Linked DNA regions of Homo sapiens: region 2 is linked to region 1. A link is a loop called in an ENCODE intact Hi-C map of the cell type or tissue named here. Cell type or tissue: endothelial cell of umbilical vein. All regions are shown on one strand.

Region 1 (8,000 bases):
AATTATGTCTTTTTGACTTGGACTAACTTTACAATCTTCCAGAGGTTCCCAACAATAGCTTTCAAAAATTTATTCTCTCTCCTCCTTACTAAAAGAGAGATGTTAAACTAATTAAACTAATTCGATATTGTTAAATTTGCATGAGGAGATTTGTCAAATAAGAAATGATGTTTAGGGAAGCAGATAACATGGAGCAAGGATGACACTCAAGAGCCTGATTTTCCTCTATGTAGTTGTAATCAGCTTTTCACAATTCTCTGCTCTCTACCCCCAGGATCTCAGGATCACTACTGACCCTAAAGGCCCTGCATGCACTGCCTCTCCACCACAACTAAACTTAGATGTTGCCATGAGAGCCGGGAGGTTGTTTTGCTTCAAGTTAAAATTGCTCTGAGGCTGATCTCTTCCTCTAAGTTTTTGTGTTCAGGCCATATGGACACTTCCTTTTGCATTATTTTTCTACTTAAGATCCTTTACTAAACTCTCCCCCTGACCCTTCTGTTTAAAGTCTTCACCAAGATGAAGATGCAGAGAAAAGGGTTGGTGGGAATGTAAATTAGTTCAGTCACTGTGTAAAGCAGTCCATTTTCTCAAAGACCTTAAACAAGAACTACCATTCAACCCAGCAATTTCATTACTGAGTATATATCCAAAGGAATATAAATTGTTCTACCAAAGGGACACATGCATTCATGTGTTCATTATAGAACTATTCATAAAGGCAAAGACATGGAATCAACCTAGGTGCCCCCATCAGTGGTGGATTGGATAAAGAAAATGTGGTACATATACACCATGGAATATCACACAATCATGAAAAAGAATGAAATCCTGTCCTTTGCTGCAGCATGGATGCAGCTGGAGGCTATTATCCCAAGGAAATTAATGCAGGAACAGAAAACCACATACTGCATGTTCTCACTTATAAGTGGGAGCTAAACGTTGGGTACACATGGACATAATGATGTGAGCAAAATCACTGGAGGCTACTAGAGCAGGAAGACACAGAGCCAGCAAGGACTGAGAAATTTCCAGTTGCGTACTATGCTCACTACCTTGGTAATGGGATCATGTGTAACCCTAACCTCAGTGTCATATAGTATACATACAGTATACCCATGGAGCAAACTTGCACATGTCCTGCCTAAATCTAAAATAATAGTTGAAATTATTAAAAACAAAACAAAACAAAAAACTTCACCAGAGAGGTGGGGTAACGTCCCTTGCGCCACGCACACTTCCCCTTGCCGGCCACTAGAGGGCAGTGCCGCAGCCCCAATCCAGGAGTGCTGGTGTTCTCTTCTTGGTCCTGGGATTCTGCAGACTCCACCCCTGACCTGAGACACCACTTCTCTGGCCCTCACTTCATATCCTTCTCCTTCTCAGGCCAGGTCCTTCTGCCCCCAAGCCTTCCCTTTGCAATCACCCCTCCATGCTGAGAAAGGTGACCTGGGCCTGTTCTGTGCCATCTGATGCTCTTATGCCCCAAATTCCAACCAGCTGGAAATGTGCTTTTCTGGAATGCAGGCATTTTATTTCATCTTTCTCCTTTTGAATGTGTGTAAAGGGGATCAGGTGTAATATGGTTTCAATGTATGTCCCCTCCAAATCTCATGTTGAAATGTAACCCCCATTGTTGGAGGCGGGGCCTGGTGGGATGGGTTTGGATCATGGGAGCAGATCCCTCATGAATGGCTTAGTACCATACCCTTGGTGATGAGTGAGTTCTGGCTCATGAGAGATCTGGTTGTTCAAAAGAGTGTGACACTTTCCCTCCTTGCTCCCTCTCTTGCATGTGACATGTCTGCTCCCCCTTCACCTCCTGCTATGATTATAAGCTCTCTGAGGCCTCACCAGAAGCTGGGCAAATGTTGGTGCTATGCTTGTACAGCCTGCAGAACAGTGAGCCAATTAAACCTCTTTTCATTATAAGTCATCCAGTCTCAGGTATTCCTTTACGGTAACACAATAAATGAACTAATGTAAGGAGAGAGACACAGAGTAACTAAGAATCATAGACAACCTGAGAAGGAAGAAAGAAAATAAGGAAGAATCATGAACAGATGGCAAATTAGAAGATGGGTGAGAAATTTGCAAGAAGACAGGAAGAGAGAAAAAAAAAAGTGGCAGGAGCAGAAAAGAAAAAGAGCAATTTAGAGAAAAACTGTATCTCCAAAGAGGTAAAAGAGAGAAAAATACAGAGGGGGACAGTTAAGGGGGAGGCACCTCAGAAAGAGAGTGAGGGGAGAGACTGAAAGCTTTGGAGCCATGGCAGACAGAACAAGGTGGTGTTGGAGAGAAAGCAAGAGCAACTGGTGACGAGGAGAGCAAAGGGAGAACCACAGCAGGGAAGACGCATAGGAAGCTTCCCCACTCACCATTTCAGCCACATCCTCACCCCCACACCTGGTCCATATTGACTGTTTGGCATGTTTCTTCTCCTTGACCACCCACTGTCTGGATATTGGTGACAATGAGACCCCAAGAAGAGAGCAGAGCCAGAAGGCGGGAGGTGTGCTGAGCTTGCCCCTATGAGTGGTGCTCAACCCTGGCTTCACATTAGCGTTATGAGGCATTCTGCACATATATCCTTTTGTGCTGTAACACTACACTATTCAATTAGTCAGGTTGGGGCTCATCTTTAATATTTAAAGTTGATTTTAATCTGTATCCAGCATTGAACATCATGGCTCATTGACCTCCATTTCTGAGATCAGCCTGTGAACCTGGAGGCAGGAGGGGAGTTATTCTCTGCATCAAGTTTGGTCAGGGCCTAGTCTGTGCCTTGAAGGGGAGCTCAGTCCAGCCAAGTTCCCCACTGCTGTGGCATAGAACTGGGTTTAACCAGGACATAAGGGGTTCTGAAAAAAGAGGTCAGACACGTGTTTGTTGGTTTCTTGTAAAAGTTTATTGTCCCTTCATCTCCCCTGGTACAGTGGGCAGCAGAGGACCATCTTTCCATATGGTGAGGTCTTCCTCGTGAGTGTGGTCGTGGTGCAGGAAGGGACTGTGTTTATTCTAAGCATTAAATGACATACTTTTGACATTCAGGATGGACTTCTAAAACCTCATGTTACCCAAAGAAGAAGTCCAAAAGAGGGAAGAAAAAAATGTCAGGATTGGCTTTTACTAGGTAAAGTGGTATTCTCAATTTATGTGTTCCTTCTTTTCTGAAATGGCAGGCATTTGAGTTGCTAATGTTCTCCTCACTCTGCCCGACATGTTTGCTTGCACTCACCATGCCTTCCCTCAGTCCCTCTCATCTTCACTTAGATTCCATCCCATAGTGAGTCAGTGACATGAACTTGTGGGGAGACATGGTCCTGATATGGGCTTCACATCCAGTCATAGATTAGAGGTTGGGTGTTGGCCCTATGGTGTCACTGCTGTTGGGCAGCAAAAATTGTTTAGGGGCCACATCTGGATGTACTGTCAACTATCTGTAAATCAGGATTAGAAAAGCTACATGTGAAAGTCACATATTAATGTGCACAAACACCTTCTAAATTCTAGAAAAGGAGACCAGTAAGGGGTTAAAAAAAAAAAAAAGAATGTTTGCCTTCTTTGTTATGTTGGTATGAATATGCTACTGGTGTGTATTCCAGAAATTATATTAAATTTCAGGAAGTCTGATAATCCTGGTATAATATTATCAGTCATAATTCTAGTTATTATAAAATGTTATATGCCACAGATATAGCCAATTTTCCTTGTCAATTACATTATTATTATTATCATAAGCCTTAGTAAGATATTTAACCATAACTATTTAAGTATTGTAATCCAAAGTCAGTTAATTATTTTACTCTGGTACTTAACTGGAAGCTTTTGTTAGCAACTATAATATGAAAGTGTTTTGTCTTTAAGAAGATTCATGTAAATGACTCTAAAAAGTACGGGTTTCTCATAACTTTAAGATTATACCATTGGACTGGGTAAGAATTTCTAGAGCTCTAATTAGGAGACTGTTTGGATCATAAAACTGTTAACCCAATATCAATCAGAACAACCATTAATTTAATACCAAGAAAATGTCTTGGTATGTTTTTATGCTAAGTTATTTAGTACTAAAACTATTAGAATATGCAACTGAAATAAACTCCAGAAGATTGATCCAAGTCAAGTCACCTATGATAATCTATTTAATAAACAGTCCTAGGCATCTGATTTTGAAAAACAAAATTGGTATCTAAAAGGATATAAGTTCAATGTTAAGTGTGAACTCAACTAAGACAGTTGCTTGGTTCTTCCTGAGTTCTTAATGCTTCCATTATGAAAACTCTGTACTCCATATTTCATCATAAAGTAGATCAAATGATATATTGTTGTTCAAAACATTGGAAGGGAAACTCTTCTAAAATTGCAAAAATGGTTTGTAACCAATGTTTAGTTTTTCAAGCCCATAAACATGGTAAAAAAATTTCAACTTTAGGTGGGACATTTCTGACACCTGGTGGACCATTTGGATAGACAGATTTCATTTAATTGCCACTATCAGTGGGATATCAATATGTTTTTATAATAGTTTGTATATTCTCTGGTTGGATAGAAGCTTTGCTGTGTATTATAGAAAAGCTCTGACAGTCACTTGCCAAACTATTGCAGGGCTTTAATGCTTTATGCCAGGGTGTGTTTTCTCCAGATAAAAGAAGCTTTTTTAATCCATCAACTGAGGACAACCAAACTTCCTAATCTAGAGCCCAGTGATTAGGTCTTCTGGAAATGACATCAGGGAAAGACTACCCTTGAACCTTGTTGGAAGGGACCATGCCAAGTTCTTACCAACCATACTGCAGTAAAATATTAAGGCCTTGAATCTTAGGTCTATCTCACAACTCAAGTATTCCCTTTCAGACTTTTGGAGCTGTAAAATTGTTGAAGATCTTAAGGTAAAACTGACCAGGAAAGTTTCTCCCCAGAATCAAAGGACATCCTAGATGTGGACAAGTTTTCAAAGATGACAGATCAAGATTTAGCTTCTTTGCCGTCAAGAAAACCTTATATATGTATATATATATATATATATATATATATTTTTTTTTTTTTTTTTTTTTTTTTTTTTTTTTTGAGATGCAGTCTCACTCTGTCACCCAGGCTGGCCCAGGCTGGAGTGCAGTGGTGGGATCTCGGCTCATTGCAACCTCCACCTCCCAAGTTCAAGCAATTCTCCTGCCTCAGCCTCCCAAATAGCCAGGATTACAGGTATGCACCATCATGCCTAGCTAATTTTTTTTTTTTTTGTATTATTTGGTAGAGATGGGGTTTCACCATGTTGGCCAGGCTGGTCTTGAACTCTTCACTTCAAATGATCTGCCCACCTCTGCCTCCCAAAGTGCTGAGATTACAGGCAGGAGCCACTGCACCCAGCCATTTTTTTCTTTTTTCTTATATGTTATTGTCCTTTTTTTCCCCTTTCCCCACAGAAAAACCAATGGGACCATAATAAGTTGATGGCTTTAGCAAAGGCTCATGCTGTAGCAAAACACCAGAGCAACTATTGAGTTTGTAGGCTAATGCCAAAAAACACAAAAACAAAAACAACAAAAACAGGAAACAATTCCACTATTACCAAGGCCTGTCCACGTTCCCAATGACAATCACCTTGAAGCACCAAAAGAACAGTGGGAATCTATCTTTGATGTTCTAGACATCACTGCCACTTGCTTTGCTATTAATAACATAACCACCACCAAATACAGAAAACCTATCTGAGAGATGCCTGCAAATGGTATGTTGTGCTTCCAGGCATCATGTGCTCAAGACCTGGGGACTATCTATCTGGTATGTAATTGCTTGTATAATTCTGTTGGATTAAATCCTTTTCCACTAATTGTGGCTGCATACCCTTACAGCATGTTACAAAAAGATGACAAAAAAAGTTAATTTTCTACTGAATCTTGTTCAGAAACTCTGCTGACCTATGAGCGAACAAATTTAGCTGACTCGTATTCAAATAACACAAGGTGGCCTTCCTTTTCAGCCCCTGAGGGCCTGCATAGGGTCTGCAGACAATTTGCTTACTCTCTTCTGCCTTCCTACTGACTCAGATATTTGGACGGGCTCATTCACACCTTTTGAGTAGCTTCCCTTTGAAAATTCCTATAATAAGAAAATCAACAACAGAAATTAGTAAGAGTCTTAAATGTTTGTATGCAGGTATACATCATGCATTAAGTGGTCTCACTTTGACTAGAACAGCAAGAATGTGAACAATCGTTCAACTGAACTGAGGTTCTGACTGGGAGTTCCATGCTGAGACAAAACAAGTGCTTTATAATGGTGACAGAGTGAATTCACTACCCAAAGTTTCAGTCCATCTCTCAAGATTGAGAAACTGACCAAAAGGTGGAAATTTTAAAATTGTATTTGGCATAAGACTATCTTAATACCTTTCATTCCTATGTATTGAACTGCAACCTTTTAGTATGCAAACAAACTGAAACCTAATACGGGAGAATATATTTTTGTAATAAAGAGCTGGATCTTAGCCAATCACAAAAGCTTAGCAGCTAACGGATCAAGTCATGTCTAAATAAGGCAAATGCCTCCATATAACCATTTCAGCTATTTCTGTACTTACTTCCATATTCTGGTATAAATGCTCACTGCCCATATTGCAGAGAGGAGCTTTCTGAACCTTTTCTGGTTCTGAGTGCTGCGTGATTTGTGACTCACTCTTTACTCAAATAAACTCTGTTAAATTTATTTTCTCTGAAGTTTTTTGTTTAAAGAGGGTAAGGGGACCCTGCATCTGTCCATAAGGAAATAAATGTTTCAGAAAGTTAAATCAGATTCACATAAAGCCTTTCTTGGTGACTTTAAGATGGTTATTGGAAAAGCTAAAATTAGAAGAGACTGTTTTTTTGTTTTTGTTTTTGAATGTGAAAGGTATATTTGTTTCAGATAAAATAGAAGTCAGATGTATAAGAACAGTATCTAAGTGCTAATAGTTTTGATCTTCATTTGTTAAATTGTGTTTTTTCAAATGTATTGCATCATGTTGATTATTTACATTGGATGCTCGTATTTGAAGAGAGTCACATAGTGTTTCACTTTTCTAAAATTCCCATTAATTTTTCTCTTTTTTCAACAGTTTTGTCTCTCTTGTTATCAAAAAGTTTAGTTTATATCTTGCAGTCTTTTTGGTTACTACTGCAAGATTACAGTAAAATTTGTCATAGGGTAATATTCAAAGATTCAAAGATATTTTTAATTAAGATATTTTTATTTCTTCAAATATTTCTTGCCACCTAACAAATGATATTTCTCCTCCTTGGGGAAGGAGTGAATAGAACCTTGAGGAAAAAAAAAAAACAAAAAACTTAAATTTTGAAAAAATATATTAGCTCATAGTAGGTGGGTTTTTTTTTGTTAGTGTTGTTTGTTTTTTGTTTTTGTTTTTGTTTTGTGACAGAGTCTCACTCTGTCACCCAGGCTGGAGTGCAGTGGTATAATCTCAACTCACTGAAACCTCTGCCTCTAGGAATCAAGCGACTCTCTTGCTTCAGCCTCCTGAGTAGCTGGGATTACAAGCACCTGCCAACACACCTGGCTAATTTTTGTATTTTTAGTAGAGACAGGGTTTAACCATGTGGGCCAGGCTGGTCTCAAACTCTTGACCTCAAGTGATCTTCCCGCTTTGGCTTCCCAAAGTGATAGGATTGCAGGTGTAAGCCACCACACCCAGCCTCATAATAGATACTTTGATTTGAAGTCAAATACTTTTGACTTGAAAGAGCTGAAAATATAGACAGAGATTTGTTGAATTTTTAAGGGCTCTGTTTGGAATATTCAGACAAGCTTTATATTGCTGAAGTCTAGATTAATAGATAATAGATTTGATGAGAATAAATGGTGGAGTCAGGAATGATACAGGATCACCTCAGGCAGGAGGACCATGGAAATACTAACCCTAGATATGTTGAGGAGAAATTCAGTAGCAGAAGGCTTGCTTTTTGCTTCCCATTTGAAAGGCTGAGGGGAGACTGTATTAGTCCATT
Region 2 (8,000 bases), 760 kb before region 1:
AATTTATATATAATAAATAATATATTTATATATATTATATATAAATAAATGTTATATAATATTATATATGTATTTCCTAACCCTACTTCCAGATAGGAAAACTGAGCCATGATAAGGATTAATAAATGCCTAAAAAATAAGTCAATAACAGGTCTGAGTCAAGAATTCTAATCTCCTGGTACCCAGATTAATGTGGTTTACATTTTCTCTAAATCAATATATGTGTAGGCCCAAACAAGTCTCCTAAAGCAATCAAATAGGAATCCTAGGGTATGCCAGTTTCAGACAAGAATAATAATTTGCATGTGTGCATTTGAAATGAGGACATATCTACACTTTTCTAAAGCTGAAAACCTATCTTTGTGAAACTCACATTTAGCACAGATGTTTCACATACCTTATTATTACTGGTTAGCATATTTAAGTAGTAAACAAGTTTGTCAGATATTTTCCTTGGCTAAATAACTTTAATAGGGAAGATTGTCACTAAAAGAGATGACGAAAAGTCCGCAGTGGCCTTCTACCTCACATCCAAATGCAGGTAGGATATTTGCTAGTTATTACTTAAATCTTTGCTGATAATCACTGACAAAATGACACAAGAAAGCCACTCACTAGAAATATGCTTTGGCTAGCTCCTGATAAGAGGGTTTATTTGAGTCAAGATATATTATCTATAATCACATATATCTGTTTTAAAAATGTTTATAACATTTTTGAAGGCTTGAATTGGAAGAAAAAGGTTAGTTGGCTTTTTACTTGTTAACCTAAAAATAAAAAAGCAACATGAAATCCCAACTACATATGTTATGACAGACACATGAACGACTGATTCAGGTTTCTGTATCAAAACAAATTTTGCTTAGGTAAAAGAGGTCTTATGGATACAAAATTTAGATTTAAAAAATTGGAAGCAGCATTTAGGCTTTTTCTAATAAATATATCTTTCAACTTGTCATGAAAAAAGGTTGAAAATATGTAGTTTATTTCAGACCTGTAATGGACACATAAAGGAAACAGAGAACCTCTGCAGGTATCCTGGATAGTTTTGAGAACTATGTGTTGCATTTCATATATTGGAAAAATGTTTTCTACTTGAGTAGAGTTGTGTGTATTACCTTATTAAATAATATCTAGTAATCTTAATGTCAAGATACAAAAAAAAGTATTAAAGTATTTGTTATTATCATGTTGAATACTAAAGATTAATCAGTAAGTATTTGATTAACTGGTTATATAAACATTTAAATATAGGTCACACCCACACAGACACATATGTACACACACACACACATTCTGTTGTATCTTTAACTCACACATTATTGCATATATATGGGTAAATTAAAGGTGCATTCTAAAAAATGTCGTAGCCATATGAGAAAGCTTGAATTATATACAGAAAATGTTACATTATAATCTAATGGAGTATCCATTTATGATAACGTCCAATGGTAGTATCCATTTCAAGCTCTGACTTTGAGAAGGAAATACATTTTCCCTAAAGAGAAAACTTTCAAATTAGTCTTCTTTCATCATAGCTTATGGAATGCTGAACTTGGCAGAGGAAAAGCAAAGAATCAGACACAAGATGTTGAACAGCCCGATTTGAAAGTTAGAAATTTGCAGTTGTGTATAGTCACTTATATTCAAGTAATACAAGAAGCTAAGGTTTTTATCAAGCATAGTAAAGGGACCATTTGGTAAAACTCCATGCTTAACACCCTGGTTTTGACCAAATTAATATGTCAAAACAGAGAACTTTAGGGTCATAGAAATTAACAACCTGAAATAAGAAACAAAAATCTTGGTGTAAGGCAACAATATTTTAGAATGCTAAACAGAGAACTGGATTGATTAAAAAAAACTGATGCAAACAAAGCTTTGTTAGCCAAGAGAACATAGAAATGTATTTTAGGACTCATGGTATAGTAATCGTAATTCGTGTATGTAAGCCTTTATGATAAAAACGTACATTGCTCTCATTAGGGAGATATGATCAATATTTTTGAATAAGTCTTTTTGTTAATTTTATAACATCCAATATGAAACAAGCCACTTGGTATTGTTAAGTACTTCAAACTGTACAGATTCTCTTGAGAACCAAATAAATATATTTTAAAGGAATTAAAGCTCAGTGTCTGATATAAAATACATATAATTAGAGAGAAGATAACCTTACATAAAATTGAATAATACAGCCAGAAATTATAATACTTATAATGTTTTTTATTGTTAGAAGGGCCTTGGTGTGGAGGCTCATGTCTGTAATCCCAGCACTTTGGGAGGCCAAGGCAGGAGGATTGCTTGAGGCCAGGAGTTCAAGAGCAGGCTGGCCAACATGGTGAAACCACATCTCTACTAAAAATACAAAAATTAGCCAGGCATGGCGGCACGTGCCTGTAATCCCAGCCACTCAGCTGACTGAGGCACGATAATTGCTTGAACTCAGGAGGCAGAGGTTGCAGTGAGCAGAGATCGTGCTGCTGCACTCCAGCTTGGGCCACAGAGCAAGATTCTGTCTCAAAAAAAAAAAAAAAAAAAAAAAGAAAAAAGAAAATCTACATGCTAATTTGACAAAGCTTCAGAATGTCCATAGTTGTCCTAAAAAAAAAAATTGTTAGAAGGGACCTTTATATTTTAAAAATGCAATGGTCATGTGTAAGGGAAATGTCTGTGCTTTAGTCAGGAGTAGGCTGAGGTGGCCTTCCAGCAGCATAACTCAGCGGGTTTGGAGCGCAGGCACCACAACTCCCCACGTTATGTAACCACGCCATGTGAGGCACATTACCTAACCACACCACGTGAGGAGCATTAGGTAATCACCAACATGAGCTTGTGCTTGGCCCAGAGCCACTACTGTCGGTAAAAGGTATAATTATGCTGCTAATGCTGTACATACAGCATGCTTGTGCCCATGGCTTGCCTGCATCCAGGCTCATTTGTGCCCAGAGAGTAAAAGCCATGTTGAAACTGTCTACGATTCCTCAAGTGTTTTTCCAGCTACCCACCACTGGCCCACCAACTCCCCTCAGACCTCAGTTAGAACCTGACAGTTGGCAACATGAACAGGATCTCAAGCTGTGCTGCTTGGATGGGCTATGGTGGAAACCTGGGTGGTGGTAAATGGGTCCCCGGCAAGCATGAAGGCGCTGGTGCAGCTGGAAGCACAGAGCACTGAGAAGGAGCGAGCCTTTGTCGGCAGAGTTGGATGGGTGTTTTTGAATGCACTATGAGAGGTATACACTCAGTCCCTGAGGGATGCAGCCCAGGTAAGGGACCTTCAGGCACAGGCGGGACGCCTGGAGACCTGGCTACAGAACTTGGAAAAGGAATTAGAGGCTGCAGTGAATGCAGGCCTGGGTCCGCCATCTTGGCCTGAGACCCCCCACTCAGTCTGAGACTGAGGAGGATGAACCCCCGTTGTGGGCTGGCCCAGTGGTCCATCAGAAAGTAGATCATGAACAGCCGTTGGGCCCCAAGGGCAGGCTCAGGGACTCCCCCACCATAACGCAACACACTTTATATATTGCCCATACCCCAACTGAGTTGTAGGAATTAGGCAAACAGTGCCGCCAGCATCCAGGGGAACCTCTGTCCGCCTGGACAGCCACGTGGACTGTGTGGAATGACGCTGGTGAAATACCAGAAACTGTCAGTAGATGGCAGTCGTATACAGATTTGGTGCAAGTCATTCGGGAGATGGGCATGCGGCAGGCTATGTTTGACCTGAATATCTGGGGGCCAGATGATGAACGTTTCACCTTCCACATGACGGATCTCCTGTTGGGTTCTGCGTCCCCAAGTGCTTTCAGCTCCCTAGCTGCTGTCCTCGCCCTGTACGTAGGGTGCTGCATACATGAAGTGACCACTGCTATGGCGGCTCTCGGGGAAGCAGCAGACCATCACTGGGACCGCGCCCTAAAGAAGGAGAAGCTGCCCCACCCACAGGAGACTCCCCCCAGAGGAGAAAACGGAGCCCCAGTGAGTGACATGCTCACAGATGTAGATAGATTTGATTTTGGCTGGGGCTGACTGAGAGAAAATTGATCAGCAGCCCAATGAAGTACTCTGACTTTGTGGAGACAGTTGTCTCTGGAGCAGCAATTCCAGAAAATGCCCAGTGGGGAGAAAGACATTGCTGCGCGAGCTAGTCCCGCCCAGGTGCTTCAGCTCAAAGACTACTTGTAGCCAGATGGAAATGTTTTTTCTGTTTGATTAGGGAACTGGTCGAGGTGCCTGGCTTGAGAGAACACCAGACAACCAAAGGCCACATGTGGAATTAGCAATCCACTGGTCCCCCACCAATGTACAGCGGCGGGTGCTGGTGCAGGTGGATATTGGCAAAGATTGCAGCCTTGTTTACGGGAACCCGGATAAGTTTCTGGGCAAGGTTGCATAGACAGCTCTGAAGGCCAGTCAGTGAAAGTGAAACCTGTATCTCGCACCTAGGCATTGGCCGTTTGGCTCCCCACTTATGCACTGTGCATGTCTCTCCCATACCTGAATACATCCTGGGGGTGGATATTTTGGACGGCTTGGCAGCTGTGCCGTTTATCATGGACTTGATGGACCGCTTGACAGAACTGGGCCAGTACCAGTGTGTGGTGGACTTGGCTAATGCATTATTTTCTGGAGAGCCAGGAACAGTTTGCCTTCATGGGAGGGCACAAATGGACTTTCACAGTGTTGCTGCAGGGCCATATGCATAGCCCCATCATACTTCATGGTCTTGTTAATGATCTTATGTTAACCCATGGCCAACTCCTGGAATACAATGTGGCAAGCTTTGGACAAAGGATTCTGCAAGACCCATGGTGCACCTGCCCCCTGACTGGCTTGTAGCATCTATGATGGGTGGGGATGGCTAGTGGGGGAACAGGTAGTACCCCCGGCCCAGGCACTGTGGTGCATAGAGGAGCACTACGGTAACACCCCTGTGGGATAGGTACCTACCACGGCCTGTGTAAACAAAACACGTGTCATCACACTGAAGGTATGGTGGAACAAGCAGCCCCACCGAGGTTGGGCCTCGATGGATTTGGTGCCCTCTGGGGGTTTATGGGTCTGTGGGGACACAGGGTAGCCTTACCTACCAGCGGACTGGACTGGACATTGTACTTGGGGGTGGCCTTATGTACTTGTCACTGTTCTTCCCACATTGCCCAGACACCTACATAACTGAGAGATGCCACACTCTTGGTTTCTGTGAATGCAAGGAGCCCTATGGTGTTTCTACCCCTTGGCAGTGACTATCCCTGGAGCTGGTGTCATAACTGTAGGAGCACAGGTTACTTCTCTTGTAGAGCACACCGCTTAGGCTCTGAATTATACCTGAGTGGCCCTCCACCTATTAATGGGTGAGGTTGATCAGATGAGAAAGGAGGTACTGCAAAACGAAATGGCCTTAGACATAGTAACTGCTGCACAAGGAAGTACCTGTGCCCTTTTAGGAACACAATGTTGTACCTTTATCCCTGACAATCAGCAGAACACAACAGCCCTGCGAGGGCTCCTATGGGAGATTAAGGCAGTCTAGAGCCTTACTGACAACCACCTGCAGAGATGGTGGGCATCTCTAGGCTCTGGCCTACACTGGGCCCTAATAATCATAAGTAGCATAGCTGGGATCCTAGTAGTGAGCTGTTGCTCTCTGTATTGTTGTTGTGGGTTATGAATTCAGGGCTCTGCCCTGTGGGCACGTGTTCCTGCCCAGAGGATTCCCTTGGCCTAGGGGGTGGAGTGAAAAGGAAATGGCTGTGTGTTAGTCAGGAGTAGGCCGAGCTGGCCTTCTGGCACAGCATGACTCAGTGGGTTTGGAGCACAGGTGCACAACTCCGCAAGTTACATAACCACGCCACGTGAGGTACATTATGTAATCACGCCATGTGAGGGGCATTAGGTGATCACCCACGTGAGCTCGTGCTTGGCTCAGAGCCACTATTGTCTGTAAAAGGTATAATTATCCTGCTAACGCTGTACATACAGCTTGCTCACACCCACCGCTTGCCTGCTCCCAGGCTCGCTTATGCCCAGAGAGAGAGAGTAAAAGCCATATCGAAACTGTCTACGATTCCTCGAGTGTTTTTCCAGCAACCCCATAATCACCCACCAACTCTTCTCGAACCTCAGTTAGAACCTGACATCATGCCTACAAATGACACAATATTAAAAACAAGCAAACAAAAAATCTCTCTCAACTACTGAGTCAAAAAGACAAAGTAGAACACAGTAATACACACTGATAAACAAAAAGTTACAACTATGAAAGATAAGTAGAAGACAGGTGGATAGATTCATACACATGCAAATTTAGAGAGAGACAAATATAAATAAAAGCAACCAGGAAATACAAATGTGATACGGTCAATGTTGTAGGAGGCTATCACAGATCAATAAAAAATTAACGCTTAAATATAGCTTTAAAAGTATATATTTTAAAGAACAAGATAAGAATCAGATATTTGGCTCTATTTAAAATGTTTAGAAGTAGAACAAAGTGCCAAAAGAAAACAGAAACCATCTGCTGCTTCTGACCTGTTTCTTTCCTCCTACCTGCCATGGACACAGCTCAGTTTTGAACAATTTTTTTCTTTTTGTACTTTCTTTGCCCCTGAAGAAAACCTAGAGCTCCCTGGAGAGCTCCAGTCACCGGAGGACAAAACTTCCCTATTTTGCTTAGCTTTGCTTTCTTTTTATTCACAGTTGAATGTGAAGTCATTGAGTACATTTAAAACAGATCCCTCTACATTTTAGGTAAATAGAGAAACAGGCTTTCTTGGAAGTGTTGTTGCCAAGACAGGGGCAACCCAGAGACAGGGGTTTAGTTTCTGGGTGGGGGTGGAATCAGGAATCTATGTTAGCTGTGTCCTGAATACTTGGGAAAATGTCTCGAGAAGACTGTCTTGGTCTTCTTGGATAGAAGTCTTCTATATTGGATAGAAGACTATCTTCCATTTTTTGAAAATTGTGCAAAAATAGTGATCTAAGATGGTTAACTTGCAGCTTAGGCTACAAAGATTTGAATTTAATCAAGGCTTATTTCTGTAAAACGAAATTAGAGATACACTGCTTTATTTTGACACATCATTTGCTACCTTTAAGAGGGAGAATAATGATGGAGTTACTGGGTTCCTGTTATTTTTTAGTTTGGCTTTCTTTAAGAGTTCAAGTTATACTCTGACCCACATAATTTCTGAAATTCCTTGGGGAGTTTGGTGAACGTGAGTTAAATTATTGATTATTTTGTTATTTTACTTCATATTCAACTTCAAAAGTAGGCTTCTACAGCTAAATTACTGGAAATACCATTTGGGTATTAACATCTGCTGGATTTTAGAAGTTTAGTCAGCCTAATTTACATCCTCTGAGTGTTTAAATGCATGTTTTAACATATCTCACTTTTATGTGTATTACATATTTCCTCAAGTATTAAAGTAAAATATAATCATTGAATAAAATTTGAAAAATAGCAAACACTATCAAGCAAAATCAACCATAGTCCAATGTCAACATATTATATATATATATATATATATATATATAAAATGCCAGGCATAATAAAAGGTGCATTATAAATAGGACATAAAAGTCAATTAAATTATATCATAGAGAAGTACACTTTGGATCAAGCTTTTAAAAATTATGATTGTATTACATCTATCTTTCCATGTTAAATTTTCTATTATACAGCCATTTCACAAATTATTAAGCCAGCATTCTATTATTTGGTATTGATATACGGTATTTTCTAATTATTTTTTACAAGTGATGGTTCATTTCAAGAAGTGGGATTATTGAATCAAATGCTATGGTTTTCTATATTTCTTAATAATTAACTAGTAATCTAGATAGCGTGATGAAAACAAGTTTCAGAGCTTCACAGACTTAGATTCAAAAGTAGGAAACTCCAATTTTAAGCTTTCTGCTTCCACTAAAAAATAATTTTTAAAATCAAGATGTTGAAATTGTACATCAGAAGAAGCCTGTTAATAGAATATAAT

What was found. A loop is a pair of places that touch in the nucleus more often than their neighbours do. Peaks named below come from ENCODE experiments on the same cell type or tissue, not always from the same donor. Only the 100,000 strongest peaks of a DNase experiment are listed, where the experiment ranks them.
Region 2: it touches region 1 in a loop (3-fold over the local background); 3 of 110 quality-filtered maps call a loop at or near these places.

Annotation. Positions count from the first base shown.
Region 1 is chr5:106,115,462-106,123,461 of GRCh38, reverse strand. No RefSeq gene overlaps it. Among named protein-coding and RNA genes, the nearest start is that of LINC01950, 890 kb to the left of the region's middle. In endothelial cell of umbilical vein, a CTCF peak has its summit at 1,255 (motif pointing right); a DNase peak (open chromatin) is centred at 4,431.
Region 2 is chr5:106,871,636-106,879,635 of GRCh38, reverse strand. The region is part of intron 2 of LINC01950 (long intergenic non-protein coding RNA 1950); the gene reads left to right. Among named protein-coding and RNA genes, the nearest start is that of LINC01950, 140 kb to the left of the region's middle. In endothelial cell of umbilical vein, a CTCF peak has its summit at 3,644 (motif pointing right); no DNase peak of the experiment used is centred here.